Regions from separate parts of the Homo sapiens genome. Here all the other regions are linked to region 3. A link is a contact called in ENCODE Hi-C or POLR2A ChIA-PET data. All regions are on one chromosome and are shown on one strand. The core of a region is the stretch at or near the end of the contact, and the rest is flanking DNA. Distances in the headings are between cores, read along the strand shown. Region 1 has its middle 57 kb from the start of XIAP. Region 2 has its middle 140 kb from the start of TEX13D. Region 3 holds the start of STAG2-AS1 (STAG2 antisense RNA 1).

Region 1 (3,942 bases), core at 1,203-3,702, 160 kb before region 3:
GATCACCTGAGGTCAGGAGTTCGAGACCAGCCTGGCCAACATAGTGAAACCTCATCTCTACTAAAAATACAAAAATCAGCCGGGCGTGGTGGTGCATGCCTGTAATCCCAGCTACTCGGGAGGCTGAGATAGGAGACTCGCTTGAACCCAGGAGGCGGAGGTTGCAGTGAGCTGAGATCATGCCATTGCACTCCAGCCTGGGCGACAGAGGGAGACTCCGTCTCAAAAAAAAAAAAAAAAAAAAAATTAGGCAGGCGTGCTGTTGAGCACCTGTAGTCCCAGCTATTCAGGATGCTGAGGTAGAAGAATTGCTTGAGCCCGGGAGGTCAAGGCTGCAGTGATTTTGTCACTGCACTGCAGCCTGGATGACAAGGTGAGACTCAGTCTCAAAAAAAAGGAAAGAAAGAGAGAGAGAGGGGAAGGAAGGAAGGAAGGAAGGAAGGAGAGAGGGAGGGATGGAAGGAGGGAAGGAGGGAGGGAGGAAGGAGGGAAGGAAGGAGGGAAGGAGGGAGGGAGGGAAGGAGGGAGGGAGGGAGGGAAGGAGGGAGGGGGAAAGGAAGGAGAGAGGGAGGGATGGAAGGAGGGAAGGAGGGAGGGAGGAAGGAGGGAAGGAAGGAGGGAAGGAGGGAAGGAGGGAGGGAGGGAAGGAAGGAAGGAAGAAAGGAAGGAAAGAAAGAAGGAAAAGGAAAATTTAAAGTTTGCCAATCCTTATGCTAGAGAACTGTTCCCATTTGTTCAGCTCATCTGGAAGGATAATAGATGGCAAAAAATAGCATAAAATTTAGTTTGTGGCCATAATCCTCACAACAACCTGTTGATGTAGGGTGACATTCTCATCACATTCACAGATGAGGAAACTGAGATACAGAGAAGTGAAGTGACACAGCTAGTAAGTGCCAGAACCAAGATCTGGCCCCAAGCAGGCTGGCTTTATAGACTGGCTCCTATCTACTACAGAGAACTGTCTCCTTTGTAGAGCAAGGCTAGACATGCAGCCTTTATACAGCCTCCACCCTGCCAGTGTTATCACGATTCCGGAGTTCATTGAGGCCTCAGCTGGACTAAAGCAACATGCTCCAGTGCAACATCTGGACCCTTGCAGACAAATAATTGCACTATTCTTTACATCCTGTCTAAGTTCCCTTGTCACATCTGTGAGGAAGGCCTCCCTGTTCTACTTTCCTCAGCCATACTCTCCACACATAGAAAAGGACAAAGACTTAGCTACTTAGGAACATCACTTGGCTGCAGTGAGCTATGATTGTGCCATGCACTCCAGCCTGGGTGACAGAGCAAGACCCTGTCTCTAATAAGAAAGAACAAAGAATTTCATAAGTAATACTTATTCATTCACTATTATTAAATTCTAGCATTTTCTTCTATCTGCTTCAGAATTTCGTTTATTAAAAAATAAAATATAGGCCGGTCTCGGTGGCTCATCCCAACACTTTGGGAGGCCAAGGGTGGGGTGGATCACGAGGTCAGGAGTTCAAGACCAGCCAGGCCAACATGGTAAAACCTCATCTCTACTAAAAAAATTAATAATAATACAAAAATTATCTAGGCGTGGTGGCACACACCTGTAATCTCAGCTACTAGGGAGGCTGAGACAGGAGAATCACTTGAACCTGGGAGGCAGAGGTTGCAGTGAGCCGAGGTTGCACCACTGCACTCCATCCTGGGAGACAGAGTAAGACTTCGTCTCAAAAAAAAAAAAAAAATTGGCCAGGGCGGTGGCTCACGCCTGTAATCGCAGCACTTTGGGAGGCCGAGGCGGGCGGATCACGAGGTCAGGAGATTGAGACTATCCTGGCTAACACGGTCAAATCCTGTCTCTACTAAAAATACAAAAAATTAGCCGGGCATGGTGGCAGGCGCCTGTAGTCCCAGCTACTCCGGAGGCTGAGGCAGGAGAATGGCGTGAACCCAGGAGGCAGAGGTTGCAGTGAGCCGAGATCAAGCCACTGCACTCCAGCCTGGGCGACAGAGCAAGACTGCGTCTCAAAAAAAAAAAAAAAAAAAAAAAAAAATTAGCTGGGTGCCGTGGCAGGCACCTGTAATCTCAGCTACTCGGGAGACTGAGGCAGGAGAATCGTTTGAACCTGGGAGGCAGAGGTTGCAGTGAGCCCAGATCATGCCATTGCACTCCATCCTTGGCAACAAGAGCGAAACTCCATCTCAAAAAAAAATTAAAATTAAAATTAAAAAAATAAAAAATAATAATACTAAAATATAGCCCCAGTTGAAAATCCCTGTTCACTTCTGTATCTCTTTTCCTTCTCTCTCCAGCGGTAACCACTATTCTGAAATTGGAGCTTATCTTTCCTGTGCGTGCCAGAACTCTTAACTAGCCTGCCTTTTTTTTCTTTTTAAAATTTCATCATCCAGCATAGGCAAGAAATACTAGCTTTTCAAGTTCATATAGTCTCTCCAATCATTTTCATCCCTCCTCTGATGAGATATCCTTTGAACCTGGTTGTTTGGAGTTCAGTGTCTTTGTTCATGGTGATCTTAATCTATTCATAAGAGTGGTTGCCAGGCAAGAAAGGGGGATGGAAGTAAACAGAACTAGTGTCACGTCTGAGTCATTAGTCGGCCACAATTAAGTGCTTCCTATCTCAGTCTGTGACATCCAGCTGCTACTCACAGGGCCAAAGCAAATATAGCAGGGGCACTTCCTATGAGGGCCTTTGTTTAAGTGGTGTTCCAGAGTGCATGCTGTACTGGGTAAGGCAACCCACAGCAGATGAAAACATCTTGATCAAAGGGATGAGGAAGGAAGGAAACCAGAAGTCACAAGTAAGAAGCAGTGACAAGCATTGTCTTCCAAGAATCATCTTCAGTTTTCCAAAAGGAATAAGTTTAGGCCTGATGTGGTGGCTCATGCCTATAATCCCAGCACTATGGGAGGCCCAGGCCGGCAGATCACTTGAGGTCAGGAGTTCGAGACCAGCCTGGCTAACATGGTGAAACCCCATCTCTATTAAAAATACAAAAATTAGGCAGAAGTGGTGGCTCACACCTGTGGTGCCAGCTACTCAGGAGGCTGAGGCAGGAGACTTGCTTGAACCTAGGAGGCGGGGGTTGCAGTGAGCCAAGATTGGGCCACTGCATTCCAGCCTGGGCAACAGAGCAAGACTCCGTCTCAAAAAAAAAAAATAGTTTAGGGGTTACAAGATGGTAAGGTCAGAAACTGGTCAGAAAATGAAAGGCAAGATAAGTTGAGGCAAACAGCTCAAGACCTGGGCTGAACTGAAAAAAGAGGAAAGGGCATGGTGGCTCAGGCCTGTAATCCCAGCACTTTGGGAGGCTAAGGTTGGTGGATCACCTGAGGTCAGGAGCTGGAGAGCAGCCTGGCCAACATGGGGAAAACTCGTCTCTACTAAAAATACAAAAATTATACGGGCGTGGTGGCATGTGCCTGTGGTCCCAGCTACTCAGGAGGCTGAGGTAGAAGAATCGCTTGAACCCAAGAGGTGGAGGTTGCAGTGAACCAAGATTGCTCCACTGCACTCCAGCCCAGGCAAGACAGCGAGACTCCAAAAACAAAAACAAAAACAAAAAAAAAAACAAGAGGAAAGAGTAATAGGGACCTATGCTGCGTGTCCTTTATTGATTTGCTCCTCTAGATCCACTCTCTTTTTTTTTTTTGAGACAGATTCTCACTCTGTCACCCAAGCTGGAGTGCGGTGCCTCGATCTCAGCTCACTACAACCTCCGCCTCCTGGGTTCAAGTGATTCTCCTGCCTCAGCTTCCTGATCAGGTGGGATTACAGGTGCGTGCCACCACGCCCGGCTAATTTTTATATTTTCAGTAGAGACGGGGTTTCACCATGTTGGTCAGGCTGGTCTCGAACTGCTGAGCTCAGGTGATCCACCCGCGTTGGCTTCCCAAAGTGCTGGGATTACAGGTGTGAGCCACCGCGCCTGGCCTAGATCTGC
Region 2 (4,005 bases), core at 1,253-3,752, 230 kb after region 3:
GTATAGACAGGGTCTCCCTATATTGCCCAGACTGGTCTTGAACTCCTGGTCTCAAGTGATCCTTCTGCCTCAGCCTCCCAAAGTGCTGGGATTACAGGCATGAGCCACCGTGCCCAGCCCACTGATGACTTTTTGAATTTTTTATTGTCACTATTGACAAGAAACTTTGTTCCCACAAGTAGGTGATAAAAACAACTTAAAAAAAATTTTCCAAAACTTAACAACAGTTGAATTTTTTAGACAACTCGTGGCTAGAGTAAAAAAATAAAAAACAATTTAATTTTTTGTAAATTGTATTTTTTTTTAGAGACAAGGTCTTGCTCTATTGTCCTTTTTCTCAGGCTGCATTTGAACTCCTGGGCTCCAGTGATCCTCTTGCCTCAGCCTCCGCAAGTAGCTGAGACTACAGTCACGAGCCACCAGTCCTGGCAATAGTTGAAATATATTTTAAAAGTCTAACAGTTCTTCCTTTTCTTTCACTGATAAGCACTATGATGAAATACCTTGTGATGACACAAATGGATTCCAAATCCAATCCATTTTTTTTTTGAGACAGTGTCTGGCTCTGTTGCCCAGGCTGTAGTGCAGTGGTACAATCTCAGCTCACTCCACCTGCAACCTCCACCTCCCAGGCTCAAGCCGTCCTCTCATCTAAGCCTTCCAAGTAGCTGGGAATACAGGTGCACACAACCACACCCGGCTAATTTTTTATATGTTTTGTACAGATGGGGTTTTGCCATGTTGCCCAGGCTGGTCTTGAATTCATGAGCTCAAGTGATCCGCCTGTCTCGGCCTCCCAAAGTGCTGGGGTTACAGGCATGAGCCACCGTGCCCAGACCCAATCCAAATTTTTTAATGTCAAGCACAGTATTTCAAAATAATGATGATGCTGTAATTTTCAGAACACATGGGCAGTCATCATGTGGCTAGCTTGGATGCCTCTAAGACAGCATATCAACAGCAGACAGACATATGTGAAGATATGAATTTGGGGCCGGTACACGGAGCTGGGCCTACTGGCATTTTCTCTCCTCATTCCCTCCCCTAGTCTCAAATAGATGACGTGGTGGTTGATCACTTCCTTGGGTATACTCAGCATGAAACAGTGAAGCAGTGAGGGACAGAAGTTCCTTTAGTGCTGGCTGGCTGTGGAGACGGGAGGGCAAAATTCTAGATTCTGTTCTACAGAGCCTGCCCTCTGCAAAAAAGCCCAGCTAAGTTGCTAGCAGCTGGTGGTGACTGGCATGAAGGCTCTGGCTCCCTCAAGCTCTGCCTGACTGCCCCAAACCCTGAGGGAATCAATAATTCTTGCCCTACTTATAATCCCTTGACAGTACCCCAGTGTCTCAAGGTCCTTCAATTGGGAAGCTCTGCTTTATTAAATCTTTCACTAGAACTACACAATGGGATGGGAGAAAGACTTGCCATTTTAGGCCTTCACAAGAGGGGCATCCCACATGCAGTCACTCTCCCTCAACCTCTCTCTCTAAAGTCCCTCTGGCTTTCCCACCGTCTTCCTCGGGAAGCTATAGCCTAGTCTTCTCCTCAAGAGAAAGAGTTCTAGTGTGTTCTGGTTTCTTTGTCTAGAGGTAGAGGGAGGCTTGCTGCTACCTAGGCTTGGGGGCTCTGGGGCTGAGGCCTGTGGGTGTCGTGGCCTGCCATTCCTCCTGTGGTTACCCCAACACCTCTAAAAGCTTCTGCTGTGCCAACGCAAGCTTCACTCACTAAAACATCACAAATGGGGCTGGACTGCTGGACTCCTAGCAACACTGTGTTGTAGCAACCGTGACAACAGCTGAAGGAAACAGTTCCTACGTGAACAGATTAGGCTTCCAGATTTTTCTCCTTAAGGCAACAGAAGCCAGTAGTGACCCCCTGAAATGAGTATGCACCCCTGCGATTCACAGAACTCTTGTGAGAGGGTGCACTCTAGAGAGGGAAGAAGCATATTCTAATGATAGCTAAGCGAAGGGCTAGGGATAATTTAATTAGACAAATAACCGAAATTTGTTTTACTTTAAGCTAGGTAAGTGGTATATATATTTTTACACTTCAAATTTGTTATTTCCTGAAATGCAATTGCCTTCAATTATTATTGGCTTCTAGCACAAGCGGCCTTAACATAAATGTAATGACGTATTAAACTAGTGAAACAAAGTGGGCTGTTCTCGCTGATAATCTTGCCTGTTGTAGACTTCAAATCTCATTCCAAACCTCACTTTCCTGAGGAAGTGCTCTGCTAATTCCTGCTCTGGCAGCTTATTTAATCCTGGGTGCCCTTGGAAAAGTGAACAAAACTTCCGAGTTTTTCTCATATTTGTTCGTCTGTTCAAATTTGTAGTAAGTCACTCAGCTTACTGAAGTGCTCCTCCTTCTATGCCTCTGGTTTGCCTGAGGAACACGAAGACAACAGCCAAGTACAAAGGAATGTCGGAACCAGGGTCAGGCCCTGGGAGTTGCCTTCTTTTCTTCTCCCCGGAATTAAAAATATCATTTAGGTCATGAAACTGCTACCTGGGTTAACAGCCAAGTCCCTGTCTACCCGCAGCTGTGCTGGCATTTCAGCTGACCAATCTCGCTATTCATTTCTTGTTAACTCTTACTTTTCCTCCCCTATGCTCCCCTAATCACTTTAAGCTTTTCCCGCCATAGCACTTAGCACCCTGGTTATATCTTTTTTTTTATTTCTAATATCTTTCACGCTACACTAAAAGTTCCAGGAGCACAGGGTCACTGACTAGCTTATTTTTCACTATGTCCCTAACATCTAGCCCAGGGTCTGCCGGGCATAGAGCCAGCAGTCAGTAAATATTTGTTGCACACATAAACAAAACTCTATTAGGCTTGGGGACTTGAGCAATTATTTTCTTTTCTCTAAGCCTCAGTTTCCCTATCTGTAAGATGAGGGCTCTGTAGATATTCTTCAAGGTCCTTTATAGTACTGACATTTTATGGTTTACTTTCCTCAAATGTCAATCCCATTCTCAGTGGATTCAAAACATTCCTCACTGATGACTTCATCTTCCACTTCGATGATATCAAAATTGCCCAAAGTGAGATCTTGCAATATATCCTGTCCATTTCTAAATTATTTTGCATAGCCACCTCTTCTGTCTTCTATTACCTCTTGTTTCAAAGAAGAAAGATTTCTCCATTCATAATTCCTGCCCTTCCCCTCTGTTTTCCTCTGGGATCTTACCTTCATCCATTCATTCAACAATTATTTGTTGAGCACCTACCATGTGCCAGATGCTATACTAGGTACCCAGAATAGAACTATAGGCAAATCAAATCCCTTTTATTCAAGAGTTTATACTCTTCCTCTATAATATCTCTGCAGATGCTCTCAAATCTTTATCTTCAGCTTGGATACTTTTCCAAAGCTTCAAACTGTAATATTCCGAGTTTCTTTTGGTCATCTCCACATGGATGTTCCATCAATCCCTCATATCATTTGTAGCATATCCCAAATTAAACTCTTCTCACCAAACTGTTTTTTTCTTCTTATCGAGAGTCTTACTTTGGTTAATGATTCTATCATGGTCTGAGCCACTGATATTTGAGAACCTAGAGTTATAACTGCTTTCCTTAGTTTCACTGTCTGTACAAGGCTGAAATGGCTTTCCAAAAGATATTCACATCTTAATCTCTGGAACCTGTGAATGTTACATTATATAGCAAAAGGAACTTTGCAGATGTGATTAAGACTCTTGAGATGGAAAGATTATTCTGGATAGGCCTGTGGACAAGTGTCCCTTATAAGGACAAGCATCTTTATAAGGGAGAGGTAAGGACATTTGACACGGAAGAGGAGAAGACAATGTGACTATGGAAGCAGAGACTGGAGTGATGTGGCCAAAGAATGCTGGTAGCTACTAAAGCTCAAAGAGGCAAGGAATAGATTCTCCCCTGGAAGCTCCAGAACTAGCCCTGCTGACATCTTGATTTTAGCCCCATAAGACTCATTTTGGACTTCTGGCCTCTAGAGCAGTAAGATAATAAATT
Region 3 (4,119 bases), core at 1-2,500:
CTGGGCTGCCACCTTAGCGCCTCGCGAGGGGCGGAGGGGCCCGGGGAACGAGTCCCGGAGCGAACCCAGCCAGCCTCTGGATTCCCACGGCCCAGGGCTCCGCCGGACATTCCTACCGCCCTCCCCTCGACACCCCACTAAAGACAGAAGAACCGCGGCTCGATCGGGTCCGCGGCGGAAGCGCGGCCAAACGAATGAGTAAGTCAGGCGCGGGCACGGCACCTTGTTTACCCCACTCGGCGGCGCGCCCCTGCGGGCGCCTGGTTTGCGGGCGGCGTCGGAGACGCTGAACCCGGGAGTCAGTCGGCCACGATTGGTCGGTGACTGGGAGGAGGACGCTGGGTGGGAGGGCTGGGAGCCAGGCGTTGCAGTGGCAACTCTCTGCCGCTAGATGCCGCTCCCTCCCAACGGGAGCCGGGCGCGGGTTCGTGGCCGACAGATGGCGCCTGCGCGTTCCATTCGCCTCCAAGTCGCCGAAGAGCGAACACCCCAAACAATCCCGAAGCGCCACCAAAAAAAAAAAAAAAAAAAAAAAAAAAAAAAAAAAAAAAAAGAAAAAAAACCCCGCCGGATCCGACCGCCACTTTCAAAACCCCCCACCGCTCTAGAACCGCGGGAGCTTCCGTCCCTGAGTAGAATTCGAGGGTGTAAAGAAGAGGAAGGGGAAAAATATCTTGTACCAGCCCAGGGGTGAAGAAGCCCCCGGCCTGAGAAAGAAGGAGGAGTGGGGGAGGCGAACAGTCTCGTTGCTGCCTCTGTGTACGCTGAGGGGGGAGGTAAGTTATAAAATGGCGGAGGCGAAGCTTCTAGAAGTTTGGAGGGGCACCCGGAGGGCGCTTGGCCCACCGTGAGGTGTGTATGATTGAAACAGGGCGAGAGAGAGGAGTTGGGAGGGAAAGAGGTTGGGCACTCTGTTGCCATTGAATTTCCCCTCTGCTTTCTTCGCCCCCATGGGGGGCAGCCATGGAACGGGGGGCAGAGTCCAGGCGGGAGGATCTTTCTCGCCCCCGCGGCGCCCCCCGCCCTCCTTTCTCCCTTCTCCCCCCAAGTCGCTACCCCAACACTTCCAAGGAACTTCCAGCCCCCCTTCCTCCCTACCTCCTACTCCTAGAGTGGCTTTCTACCGCAGGGCTCTTCTTTTCGACTACCCTCGCTGAAGATTTTCTCTTCCTTCCCTCGCCCAACTCTCCCTCGGGGCCTCTACGGAGACCCCCCCCCCCCATGGGTGGCCCAAAATGGAGAACGCGGAGCAGCGCAAGATGGAGGCTCCGCTTCTCTGTGTAGCAGTAGATTTAGGTTCCTTTTCTCCGGCAGGCTCCTAAGCCTAGGAGAGCCCGAACTGGAGGTGGGGTGGGGTGCGAGCCGTAGTCGGGGGAGGAAAGCCGGGAGGCTGTGGTTGGGGTGGGGGAGAGCGCGGTGTCGCGGTGAGGGGAAGGCAGAGAGCAAAATGGTGGTGCTGGGAACCTAGGGGGGAGGGGAGAAAGGAGGCTCAGTTGTGTATATTTGGGCCTCGGACCGAGGGAGGCGAGGGAAAATCTACTCTGATCACACCCCTCCCTCGTGCCCCCTCCCTTCTCCCTTCCCCTCCTCCCTTCCCTCCCTCCCCCCTCCCTCCCTCTCTTCCTCCCTTCCTAGAGAGGGAACAACATTCATGTGACGGGCCCCTCTGCTTCTCCCCCGCCCCATCATCTCCAGCGCGTGGTGGGGGAACTGCTGGGGAAGGCGATTGGCATCGATCTCTCCATCCCTTCCGAGGCCCGACTTCGGTCAGTTTTCTTCGGGCAACAATTTTCTAAATTGGCTGGGGTCTGGCGGTGTTGGCCCCCGCGCGCAGACCTTGCCCCGAAGGGGGCCCTGCCTGCCTGGCATGGGCGGAGGGGGGAAGGGCGGGAGTGGAAGGCTGTTTGTTGGGGGGTTTTGGCGCCACTTTTGTTTTAGTTTTAGTGCTGCTTTTCATTCCCACCCCCACCCGCACTGTCTTTCTCAAGGCACGAACTGAGCTGATCCTTGCCCCAGGTAGGCAGCCTGTGCGTTTTCACTCCACACTTTTATTCTTGCTCGGGGTCGACTTTCTTTTTTCTTCTCCCCTGGATCCGGAGATCTGCGGACGGCGATTTTGGGACGAAAAGGGTCGGATGGGCCGTGGGAGAGAGAAGGTGTGGGAAACAGCATCAAGTAGTTCCGCAAAACTTTGAGCCCCGTTCCCATTTTCTTTTGGCCTAGAATTGTGAACGTATTGTTGATTTCGGCCTTTTTTTCCCCCCGTCGCGAGAATGTCTTGTTTTGCCTTTAGTTTTTTATAAACCGCTGTACTTTCGACATTTAGTTTCCGCTCCCCCTTGGTGCATATGTCATTTTATTTTTAATCCTTAACTGTAATGGGTTATCGTGTGATTTTCGTGCTTCAGTGCTCGGCTTTAATTTTTAATATTGTATTAGTAGTTTCATCCGGTTTGTGAGACTTTCTCTTCCGTGGCCTAGAATGTTTTTTATGTTGTTGCCTACCACCCCTCTTCCCTCTCCCTCCTTCTTTCTCTTGGATGTAGTTTTTAAATTGAGGGCCATGGTGTTGGATTAAATGGTAATTTACAGTTTACATGATATATCTATTGGAAACTTTTGATCTGTAAGGTTAGATTTAAAGTAAACGAGGCGCTTGTGTTGGTTTGCAATGGTTCCTTAAAATGCGCGGGCCACCCCCTTCTCCCACCATAAAGCCCCATCTTCCCTTCACACTGGAGTGTAAATTCCATACCCCTTTTCTCCCACGGACCGCCGTATTTCGCAGCAGCCACACCCTGTATTTGTCTCTGTGGATTGGACTCATTATCAGCTTAATTTAGTGACTCTTAAACCACCATGATGGGACTTGCTTAAGCACGAAGCTTCTTTTCCTGTTTAGTCCTAGTGGTTAGTGTCGAAAGAGGAATCATCGAGGTTTCTTGATGAAACCTAGTGCGGTCCAACCTCTGCCTTTTTTTCTGTTGTCTTTTTTCCTACTCCGGGCTGTTGGCGGTGTCAGCACCGCTGCTGGGGGCGGGGGTGGAGGGGAGAAAGAGTCGGGTTACCGAAGTGCGTCATTCCTGGCTCTAGCAGGGCCTGCTCGGGAGCTGCTGGTGTTTGTTACTGTCCTCGCAGCACTTTTCTGCCAACCTTCTCTCTCTGCGTATTGGTTAGGAGCAAAAGCAGGAGGCGGTCTCCTAATTCTGTCTGTAGCCTAGCGCGTTGCGTTTAAGGGTATATCTGAACTTATTTTGTTAAAAAAAAGGCTCTGGGAAGTGGATGCATTTGTTTAATGACATATAATTCAGGTAGTTTAGGCTTGCTCTCATATACTTTCCGATGAACAGTGGGGTTAATTTTCAACATTTTCAACCACTTAACGTTAAAATGCCTGGTTTTCTTTCTACATTGATATCAATCTATAATTAGGGATCAGAAGGACCAGTTTAAGGTATATAAGTGTTCAGCAGTTTTTCAAGTGGTTGAATTGCAGTTTTATGACACATTATGTTAAATAGTCGATTTTTTTTTTTCATTTTGAACTAAGGTGCCACGTTAAGTAAGTTAATTGCAGATGTTTAAGTTCGTTTTCATCACATTTCCCTATTTGTCTTTTTAGGTATAATTTTAAATATGCCCTTTGGGTTTATGGACTTCATTAAAATTCTTAAAGATGGTTATATCTTTGTGTTTAACTGAATTCTTAAATTTATCACCTACCAAAGAATTGTGTAAGGCGTAAGGCGGCTGTATAGTTACATTGTTGGATTTTGACTTAACATGCTAGTTTTTGATACTTTTGCTATCTTTGGGTAGAAGTGTACTTAGAGAACATAGTATCTTCCTCTTAATTCTTTTTGAAGATAATAATGAGAGGAGGGAGTGGGTAGGAGGTAGGTGTGAAGCAGAAGTGGCCTTGAGTTGATTATTGTAGCTGGATGAATACAGAAGCGCTCATTGTTACTATTATTCTCTCTACTTTTGTGCGTGCTGTTAAACATTTCCATAGTTTAAGATAAACTTTTTTTGCAGTAGAATTTCCAGATTGTCTTACAGTCTTGGGGGTAATGACTTAAGTTTATATTTACATGTCAAAATTACTTGCATAGGAAATTT

What was found. Hi-C counts contacts between places; a loop is a spot of excess contacts on that map. ChIA-PET counts read pairs that join two places held with the same protein, here RNA polymerase II (POLR2A). Pooled maps may share reads with other maps.
Region 1: a loop to region 3 is called in a map of Caco-2, with 14 times the contacts of the local background. The contact joins the enhancer-like site here to the promoter of STAG2-AS1 in region 3. A Hi-C loop is called at or near these places in 1 of 168 maps with a recorded cell type or tissue (Caco-2) and 6 of 50 pooled maps. POLR2A ChIA-PET finds 5 or more read pairs at or near these places in 1 of 52 experiments (activated CD4-positive, alpha-beta T cell).
Region 2: a loop to region 3 is called in a map of gastrocnemius medialis, with 3 times the contacts of the local background. The contact joins the enhancer-like site here to the promoter of STAG2-AS1 in region 3. A Hi-C loop is called at or near these places in 2 of 168 maps with a recorded cell type or tissue (CD4-positive, alpha-beta T cell and gastrocnemius medialis) and 7 of 50 pooled maps. POLR2A ChIA-PET finds 5 or more read pairs at or near these places in 2 of 52 experiments (HEK293 and WTC11).

What each region holds. Positions count from the first base shown.
Region 1 is chrX:123,801,084-123,805,025 of GRCh38, forward strand. No RefSeq gene overlaps it. Among named protein-coding and RNA genes, the nearest start is that of XIAP, 57 kb to the right of the region's middle. Within about 2 kb of position 2,453, at least 5 of the 41 ENCODE cell types and tissues checked have a DNase peak (open chromatin) inside an H3K27ac peak, as active enhancers do.
Region 2 is chrX:124,192,634-124,196,638 of GRCh38, forward strand. No RefSeq gene overlaps it. Among named protein-coding and RNA genes, the nearest start is that of TEX13D, 140 kb to the right of the region's middle. Within about 2 kb of position 2,503, at least 2 of the 41 ENCODE cell types and tissues checked have a DNase peak (open chromatin) inside an H3K27ac peak, as active enhancers do; they include gastrocnemius medialis, where a contact is called at or near this core.
Region 3 is chrX:123,960,091-123,964,209 of GRCh38, forward strand. STAG2-AS1 (STAG2 antisense RNA 1) reads right to left here and starts at 1,251. Exons shown (of 2, transcript NR_130770.1): 1 at 1,099-1,251. STAG2 (STAG2 cohesin complex component) reads left to right here and starts at 1,616. Exons shown (of 35, transcript NM_001042750.2): 1 at 1,616-1,766. RefSeq lists enhancers at 1-497, 26-215, 1,196-1,245, 2,674-2,773, 2,864-3,123 and a silencer at 1,566-1,705.